Linked DNA regions of Homo sapiens: region 2 is linked to region 1. Evidence: chromatin loops called from intact Hi-C (ENCODE). Cell type or tissue: endothelial cell of umbilical vein. All regions are shown on one strand.

Region 1 (5,000 bases):
GGACAAGGCGGGGATGAACTGTCCCTTAGAATATGCACTGTTTTCAATGATGAAAATAGTGTCTCCTCTTTACAAATCCCGGAAAAACAGAAGGGAGAAACACCATGTATCATTCCATCCCTCTGACAAAGCTGCTGTCACAGCTGTGATATTTTCCTGATGGGCTGTGTATGTGTGCAAGTACACACACACCACGCACAAGGGTAATGAAGTTGCCCTAACAGGGAAGGTGTTTTCTCTTCACTTTCAGTTGGGGCTCTGTCTGGCTATTCTAAGAGGCCAACACTGCTCAGGCTGGACCATGGACTGTCACAACAAGGGTCCTAGTCCTGCTCTTTTCCCACCCCACCTGCCAGGGACCCAAAGCGGGTGGTCAGGTGGGCACACATACCTTCCGCAGCTTCCCGTAGTCAATCAGCTCGGGCCGGTGTCGGTGGATCAAAGCACAGAAGCCGAGGCCATCCTTCCAGCTGCCCGGGGAGAGAGAAGAAGGAGCAGGCTGGTAAATGAGGCTGAACAAACGGGCAACCAGGGCAAAGCAGGGGCCTCCTAGACACCAGAGAGATGAACACATAGAGCTTTCTGGGGTAGGAGTTAGAAGACAGGATGGGAAGGGACATTTCTTCCTGCCACAAATCCCAGGCACTAGGGTCAAGACTTTGTGGGGGGGTTGACAAGTTCAGATAAACCTGCCATATCCAGCCCTACCCCCGACCAAGGCCTATGGCCCTAGTCTGCTGTTCCAGAGCCCTGGGCTGGGACTTCCTGGACAATTTCCTTGGGGGCGCTCCCAGTAGCAAAAGCATCAACCAAAGTTATATCAGGCAGCAGCCCCATCTAAGACACTGCAGGGAGAGAGACGGGGGGATTCAGAGCGATGGCGACATCCCCTTCCCAAGGAAAGCTACTTCTTCCCCCAGAGGTCTCCACTTTGTTCTAAAGCTGAGACTGACCCAGCCAAGGGGGTCTGGGAGCTCCCGGGGGAGGCAGCCTGGTTCTGTGAGAGCCCCTCAGACCCCAGCACTCACCTTATGTGGAAGTTCTGGATGTTGACATTTTTGTAAGGGGCTGTCTTTCTCTGACACCACAGGAGCAGCCCTTCCTTGGCTGAAGTCTCTATGGGGAAGGGGATGGGCAGCGAGGTCAGAGGGCTGACTCGGTGGAGGGAGGGATGCCGGCTCACAGGAGGCCCCACTGTGACCCTTTGATGCCAACCCTGCAGCTACTGAAGGAGGAGCCCTGGCCATCAAGTCTATTCCCTTGACAGAGTTTGAGAAGTTATTTGAGAAACAGAAAAAGCAAGCTGGGAAGCTGTTCAGAGCTAGTCGTGTTACACGTGTAAATTTTGAGACAACAGTTTTTCAAACTTCAAGAATTAGCTCCCCCTACTCTCTTTTATTCAAAGAAATGGTAATGATACAAAATAAGTCGGCAACCTCTATCAGGTTGGGGAGGAAGATTTGATCTGGGAAATCTACACATCTAGGGGTCTCCAGACAGGGGAATCCCACAGCCTGAGGGGTGCACACAGCTGAGTGAGAAGAAAGCATTAGGACTCCTAGACAGATTTTGTTTTTAATCTAAAAAATAAGGTTTCCTTATATTTACTGCACGGATCAATACTGCTGCCCTCTGTGTGTGAAGCAGCCACGTGTCTATGAGGTTAGGCAGGCAACTGAGGGGGCTCACGGAGCTCCCAGCACAGAAGAAAGACTGCAAACCACACTACCCCCCTGCTAGGTTTGTGCTGTGTCCCCGCCCAAATCTCATCTTGAATTGTAGCTCCCATAATTCCCACGTGTTGTGGGAGAGAGACGGTGGGAGATGATTGAGTCGTGGGCGTGGTTTCCCCCATACTGTTCTCGTGGTAGTGAATAAGTCTCACGAGGTCTGATGGTTTTCTAAGGGGAAACCCCTTTCACTTGGCTCTCATTCTCTGCCTGCTGCCATGTAAGAGGTCCCTTTGCTCTCCCTTGCTCTTCTGCAATGACTGTGAGGCCTCCCCAGCCATGTGGAACTGTGAGTCCATTAAACCTCTTTTTATTTATAAATTACCCAGTCTCGGGTATGTCCTTACCAGCAGCGTGAAAACGGACTAATACACCCTGTGTTTGTGCCTGTGAATTGGAGGTTAAGGTACTCAGTGGACTGTGTTCATGAATGATCTCATTTATTTTCAACACACAAAATGGACTTTAAAATGACATTCAAGGGTTCCTACAAAGACCATAACCACCTAAGCAAAAGCAGACAATTTAAAAATTGGAAAAGCTAATGCTTCTACTTAGCTTAAGCTCTTCGTCAGCTAAATCACAAGAGTAACACAATGATGACTGCAGAGCTGACAAGAAGTCCACCCAAAAGAATCAAAATCATCAAGAAGGCTATTTGAGAAATGGATTTACATCCACTATCATTAACAAGAACCACACCCCAGGTGACTACTATGACCCTCTTTCCAACCACTTCAACCCTAAATACCAAGTACCCATAAACCGAACTTGGAACTCTACATTGCTGCATCACAGAGTGTCACACCTAGATCTCCATCACAAAGCAATTGAATTGAATCCACGTTGTTTTCATTAAGAAATTCCTTTGATTAAAAATGTTTATGATGTCTATGCCATTAAAACAAATATTTAAAAAATAGTATCTCCATCTCATCTTGTAAAAGTTTGTTTCAGTATGTGTGTTTTATCACAGGCACAACAATACACAAATATTATTATGCAAGATAAATACAGGCATAGCAGACATAAAGCTCAAAAACTGCCCGAGTGTGGAATCAAGCGTAGAGATCACCTCTCCAGACCATGGCGGCCCTTGCAGATCTGTGAAATGGCCACTAGAGGGTGCTAGGGGAGCAAAGTGGAGGACGGGGTTAGCGCCCCTCCTGGTCCTTCCTCCCAGCCGCTATTTCCCCACCCTTTCAGATTAACAACCCAAGAGCCAGGTGGGTTTTCCAATATACTTCCCCATGGCAGCCTTGGGCTTTCCCAAAGTGGGGAGTTTCCCTGAGGCCAACATGCCTATGAGAATCAGAATGGCAAACAGTTCTTTTTTCTACATTGACTGGAGGAGAAGGCTGATGCCCAATAAATGAGCAAGAAGCCCAGGACATGGCCCCTGATCAACGTCCGTTGCCCTGGGTATGGGAGTTCTCCAGGCTAAGCCCAGGGAGGGAGACGAGATGGTGATGGCGGGATGGAACAAAGCAGAAACCCACCTTCCACGGAGATGTCCTGGATGGCAAAGCGCAGGATGATGGTCCAGATCATGCCCAGGGTCATCTTCACATTCCCATCCACGATTTCTACAGAAACAGCAGCAGCACACATCAGAAAGGGCCTCAGCGGGGACAGAATTAACACTCCCTCAGCACCCACAGCACTCCATGCCCCACGCTAGGAATCAAAAGACTCCAGAGCTCTACTTCTAGAGGGAAACAGGATTTTTGCTTGTTTTTGAGACAGGGTTTTCGCTCTGTCACCCAAGCTAGCGTGCAGTGGTGCAATCATGGCTCACTGCAGCCTCCAAATCCTGGGCTCAAGCGATCCTCCCATCTCACCTTCCTGGGTAGCTGGGACTACAGATAGGCCACCACACCCGGCTAATTTTTTCATTTTTTGTAGAGACAGGGTCTTACGATATTGCCCAGGCTGGTCTCAAACTCCTGGGTTCAAACGATCCTCCCACCTTAGCCTCCCAAAGTGCTGGAATTACAGGCATGAGCTACCATGCCTGGCCTGGATGTTTCTTAAAGTTAATGCAATAAACTGTGACAGGTGCTGGAAGAGAAGTCTATTTGGGGCACAAAAAAAGGGTGTAATCAATCCTAGTTGGAGACAGTGGGTACATCAGGGAAGGCCACAGAGAAGGGGGCATTTGAAATCCTGATCTGTGTTCCCAGCCTGATGAAGAGGGGAGGATTTCTAAGCAATCACAAATGTTCTGGCAATTCTGTGAGCTGGGGCTCTCTGGGCAATCACAGCTCTCAAAATAGCCACCCACACGTGGAAAAACAGTGGAATCAAGAGAAAGTCACAAACTTAAAGTTTTGTAAATTGCCATCTTGAACTATCCACTGACTCAATCTCACAATGCCATCAGTTTGGGTATTAAAACAGATGTTTTTTTAAAAAATCAAACAATAGCTTCAAGATCACAGCTAAGAGATAACCCAATATATTTAGTCTAAGCAGCACCTTTTAGAGTTTTAGAATCTACAAGTTCTATGAAGTAGATTTTCTCTTTTTTTCTGTACCAGGCCTAATGGCAGGGAATACAACATAAATAAGCCCTATTTTAAGGAGCCCAATACATGGAGCAATCTATGGTCTTGTGGTTGAACAAGTGATACTCAAATGTAGATTCCACACCCACTCATCACCTGCTTCCAGACCAGGAGATAGTAATCCGGCCCATGGTAAGACACGCTCAGTTAAGAGTAAGGTACCCAAAGAATATCTTTTTTTTTCCTACCTGCAACATTAATTTTAGGGGAGACCCAATAGAACCATGAGAAGGATCAATTTCTAGGCAGTTCTGACCCTACTAGGATTTGCATCCCACAAACCCCTGAAACAAGAGTGGATTTCCATTAAGGATGGTATACTCTAACATCTTAGCCCCTTTCCCAAAAGTGAGGGCAAAACTGTATGCTGTTCCATGACCAGCCGGGTGTAGTCCATGGAGCAGTGCTTGGCCACAGCCACCTCCCAGGGGAGCGGGTAACCTGCTGAGTCTGCATGGGATGCTGAGCAAAGGAACAAGTGTCCACTTTGGACTTGGAATAGGATGTAACCCTTCTTGTAAACAGGGAAGTAAAAATGCCCCTCCCAGAGCCCCAGACACCAGGCGGGGCACAGTCCCACATCCAAATGCTTGGGTTGGAGAGAAACAGAGAGCTGAGCAGCATGCAACCCCTTTTGCTACCAAGCAACACAGCCAGCCAGCATTTTGCAGTCCACATTGTGGGGAGGTAGTACTACTCATCA
Region 2 (5,000 bases), 120 kb after region 1:
AGGTACAAAAGCATGCATACTACATGATTCCAATGATTTGAAACTATAGAAAAAACAAGTCTGATCTAGAAGGAAGGAAAGTGATCAGTGGTTGCTTGGACAGAAGGAGATTAACTGAGATGGGGCACAAGGGAACATTTTTGGGGTATGGAAATGTTCTGTATTTAGATTGCATTGGTGATTACACAGGTGTATAAATGTATAAAAACTCATTACACATTTAAAGTTGGTATAATCAATTTGATTAAAATTCTATTGAATCCCCCCAAATGTAGTATCTTATTATTATACAGAATGTGACAATGTAGAAAGGTAGAAGAAAGAAAAAAAGAAGCATCTTATGGTACATCCCAAATGCATTGAGTATTATAAATTATTCTGTAGAAATTTAAATTACAACCACTATGCTTTCATGTACTTCTCTTGGCATTATTATTATTATTATTTGTGACAGAGTCTTGCTCCATCACCCAGGCTGGAGTGCAGTGGCGGGAACATGGCTCACTGCAGCCTCGACCTCCTGGGCTCAAGAAATCCTCCTGCCACAGCCCCCCAAGTAGCTGAGACTATAGGTGCACACCACCACACTCAGCTAATTTTTTTTATTATTTATTTATTTATTTGGTTTTTTTGTAGAAACAGGGGTCTCACTTTGTTGCCCAAGCTGGTCTTGAACTCCTGGGCTCAAGTGAGCCTTCTGCTTCAGCCTCCCAAAGTGATGAGATTACAGGTGTGAACCACCGTGCGAAGCCTGGCAAATCTTCGATAATGCTATATGGTTCATTATCATCAGCAGTACATGAAAGACATTGTAGATATTAGTAAATATCTACCCCTGCGAATGTATACAATGCACACATGATGTGAAAGGAAAGTAACATTTATTATGTACCACAGTATATGCCAAAACCTTCTCATGTATTATTTCTCTTTCATGATAAGAAATTTAAGTATTGGCCAGGCGCGGTGGCTCACGCCTGTAATCCCAGCACTTTGGGAGACTGAGGTGGGGGCAGATCACGAGGTCAGGAGTTCGAGACCAGCCTGGTCAATATGGGGAAACCCTGACTCTACTAAAAAAAATACAAAAATTCGCTGGGTGTGGTGGTGCACACCTGTAGTCCCAGCTACTCAGGAGGCTGAGGCAGGAGAATCTCTTGAACCCCAGAGGCAGAGGTTGCAGTGAGCCGAGATTGTGCCACTGCACTCCAGCCTGGGCGACAGAGTAAGACTTCATCCCAAAAAAAAAAAAAAAAAAAAGAAAGAAAGAAAGAAAGAAAGAAATTTAAGTATTGCAGAGGTTAAGGCACTGTGAGAAAGGCAGGTAAGAGAGCAGTTTCTAGAATCATAATTCCTGTTTCAAATTCCAGCTCTCTCATTGGCTGCATGACTTTGGGCATGTCACTTAAACCCCTGGAGCCTCAGTTTCTTCATCTGTGTAATTGAACAAAGCCAGTATCTACACAGAGATTTGCTGAAATTAATGAGTGCACGTTCATAAAATTCGTAGCGCTGAACTAAGTGCACAATAAACAACAACAACAACAAAATAGTTGTAATTAAACTGCTGGAGAGGATAGGCCAAAGCCTTCCAGAGGTTCCCATCTGACTTCAAGTTCCCGTCTTGAAAAGGGACCTAGGATGCCGTAGGGTCTGTGCCCAGAAAGGACATCCATAACCTGCATAGGTTAGCAGTGCCTTTGGGATTGAGGATCTGCCATCATAACAGCAAGGTTTCCTTATTTTTATTTATTTATTTATTTATTGAGATGGAGTCTCGCTCTGTCACCCAGGCTGGAGTGCAGTGGCATGCGATCTCGGCTCACTGCAACCTCCGCCTCCTGGTTCAAGCGATTCTCCTGCCTCAGCCTCCAAACTAGCTAGGACTACAGCACACACCAGAATGCCCAGCTAATTTTTTGTATTTTTAGTAGAGATGGGATTTCACCATGTTGGCCGGAATGATCTTGATCGCTTGACCTCGTGATCTGCCCACCTCAACCTCCCAAAGTGCTGGGGTTACAGGTGTGAGCCACCACGCCTGGCCTGGCACTTGATAGTTTATATCCATTATCTTGTGAAGAAGGTATCATTACAACATCCATTTTACAGACAAATAAACTGGGGAGGTTACACAGCTAGAGAAGAAGGACGAAATCCCAGGGCGTTGGACTCCAGTTCCACATGACTGAGCCTTCCTGACAGAGGTAAGTTTGTCCTGCCCCATCACACTTGCTCTTCTCCGGAGGGCCTGGTGGTCAGCAACCACCTGACCGAGAGCAGGAGGGGTGGGGACAGGCCCTGGTCTCACTGGGTTGTGTCTTCATCAAGCCAGCTGTCTGCACAACTGGTCTGCCTGGGGTCAACTGGTGTAGAGACCAGGGAAAGTCAGAGCCAAGTCCCCCAGCAGATTACATCCATATTGAAAAGTTAAAGAGTAGCCAAAAGAAATTTGTGATGATAGGAGTCAGAAGAGTGGTTTCCTGGCAGGCTGGGGGTGAAGGGCATGGTGGTTAGGACAGGAAAGGGTACAGAGAGTGGGGTGGTAGGAGTGCCCCCACATCTTGATTTGGGGTATGGTATGGTTACACGGGTGTACGAATATGTAAAAATTCATTGACATTTTCGCTGGAATGCATCACTGAAGATTAGTGCATTTTGTATATAAGTTATGACTCAATTTTTTTCATTATGCAATGTCCATGTAATATAACTCCATTTTTAGTTTTCACAATGCAAAAAAAATTTTTAACATTGTTACCAAAAAAAGAAAAAAAGACCAGCCCTTCCAAAAAAAGCATTGCCTTATCCCTTAACCCTGAAATAAGAAATTTACCTAATACTGAAGTTGAGAATTTAAATTTGAAAGGAGGGTAACAGCCCCGTGGGTCTGGAAGCCTCCAGGACCCGTGAGTCTCTAGCCCTCTCTCCTGGCCCATGGGCTACAAAGCCTCAAGAACCATGCCTTTTGAGGGAGCTCTGGATCCTGAAAGCTGTGGGGAACCTTTCCTGGTGACGTTAGCTTCCTCTGACATAGTTTAATTGTTGTCAGTCCATGGAATCCGGATGGAGGGTTTTGGCATTTCATTCTTTTCAGTTAGGGCTGAAATAGCATTTTCATTCTCCACTCTCATTTTCAAGGTCTGGTAATTTTCTGAGACCATCACCATTTGGGCTGAGATGTTCTCATTCTAGATGCAAATAGGATGAGGAACTTTTCATCAGCAGGCCTGAGAGCAGAATGGGTCTCTCTCTAGACCCATTTTTAACCTAAATGCTCAATAAATACCAGCCTGTGGATAGCTATAAACCTGTGTGCACCAAACAAATAGCTGCTGATTATAGATGGCAAAAACTATTAGAAATGCAAGGAGAAGTTTGTAAAAATTAAAGTGAGATGTTTTAGTATACCTCTTCCGTAATTAGCATGAACTAGTCATCAAAAAGAATTAGGCCGGGTGCAGTGGCTCACACTTATAATCCCAGCACTTTGGCAGGCCCCGAAGTGGGAGAGGGTGTGGGCTGTCTGTCTGGGTGAGTAGGGCATGGGAGTCATTCATCACTTTCCTGACCTTAGCTGGGGGTCCAGCAGCCTCCCTCACAGCTACTGGGACAGAGCATGTGTCACTGTGGGGCACTTTACACATTTACTCCTTTCTTTATTTGTTGCCTGTTTGAATCTGTGCCATGAGTGCATGGGAGCTCCATGTTCTATAGGGTAGATTATAGGATCCCCACTTGAGGAGCATCACTTGAGGCCAGGAGTTTGAGACCACCCTGAGCTACATGGTGAGATCCAGTCTTTTCAAAAATAAATTTGAATTACCTGGGAGTGGTGGTATGCACCTGTATTCCCAGCTTCTCAGGAGGCTGAGGTGGGAGGATCACTTGAGCCCAGGAGTTTGAAGCTACAGTGAGCTATGATCATGCCACCGCACTCCAGCCTGGGTGACAGAGTGAGACCTTATCTTTTAAAAAAAATTATAACAGGTTAAATAATACAATTAAAAGACTCAATTGAACACATACACATATATCATTCTTTATCTATTCAATAGAATGCATTTTTCCCGTCTGATCATGAGGCATTTTTAACAAAATCAATCCTGTTGGATATTTGTTTCAAAATAATAGAAAGGGTATTAATGAAAAAAGGTTGACCATGAGTTGACAATCATGGAAGCTAGGTGATAAGGACATTAAACTTCATCTAATATTCTCTCCAGTTTTTTTTTTCTTAGAGCTCAATTTCTAGAGAATTCTCTCTACTTTTGTGCATATTTGAATGTTTTCAATATAAAATGCTTTAAAGTGATCAATCATATACTTAGGTACAAATAAAACTTTTGTAAAAACTTTAAAATAGAAGTTTTTTTAATTTTTAATTTTCTTTCTTTCTTTCTTTCTTTCTTTTTTTAAGAGATGGGGTCTTGCCATGTTGCCTGGGCTGGTCTCAAATTCCTGGGCTCAAGTAATACTCCCACCTTAACCTCCCAAAGTCCTGGGGTTACAGGTGAGAGCCACCACACCTGGCCTCAAAAATAGAGATTTAAGTGGGCCATATTCTCTGACCCTAATTCAATAAAATCAGGCACAAAAATGATTCCCCAAATTTTAATTGTATAAAAATTAAGAAACACATTTAAATAACCCCTGGAGAGAAAATCAAAATTAAAATTATCTATAAAACATTAACAAATAATCTTTTCATTTATTCATTTATTCATTATATACCGAGTGCCCACTGTGTGCCTGGGACTGCTCTAGGCACAGGGACAGAGCAGTGAACAAGAGATCCAAGGCCCTGCCCCCGGAGCTCACATTCTTATGACACAGATAGACAAATGAATGAGCGAACATACCACGCAGTGGTACGTGCTCCACAGACAAAGCAGTTGGGAGGGGAAAGTGGAGTGGGGGCTGTGTGTGGGGCTGGCTAACCTAGATCAGGTGGTCAGGGAAGCCCTGCTGGGAAAGGTGACATTTGGGCAGATTTGAAT

The links. A loop is a pair of places that touch in the nucleus more often than their neighbours do. Peaks named below come from ENCODE experiments on the same cell type or tissue, not always from the same donor. Only the 100,000 strongest peaks of a DNase experiment are listed, where the experiment ranks them.
Region 2: a loop joins it to region 1, with 10 times the contacts of the local background. A loop is called at or near these places in 3 of 110 quality-filtered maps.

The regions. Positions count from the first base shown.
Region 1 is chr14:68,908,927-68,913,926 of GRCh38, forward strand. It overlaps ACTN1 (actinin alpha 1), which reads right to left. Exons shown (of 22, transcript NM_001130004.2): 4 at 3,230-3,316; 5 at 1,029-1,116; 6 at 392-470. Among named protein-coding and RNA genes, the nearest start is that of ACTN1, 68 kb to the right of the region's middle. RefSeq lists an enhancer at 2,950-3,069. In endothelial cell of umbilical vein, a CTCF peak has its summit at 2,840 (motif pointing right); a DNase peak (open chromatin) is centred at 2,905.
Region 2 is chr14:69,032,091-69,037,090 of GRCh38, forward strand. No RefSeq gene overlaps it. Among named protein-coding and RNA genes, the nearest start is that of ACTN1-DT, 55 kb to the left of the region's middle. In endothelial cell of umbilical vein, a CTCF peak has its summit at 2,935; a DNase peak (open chromatin) is centred at 3,001; H3K27ac peaks cover 2,068 bases.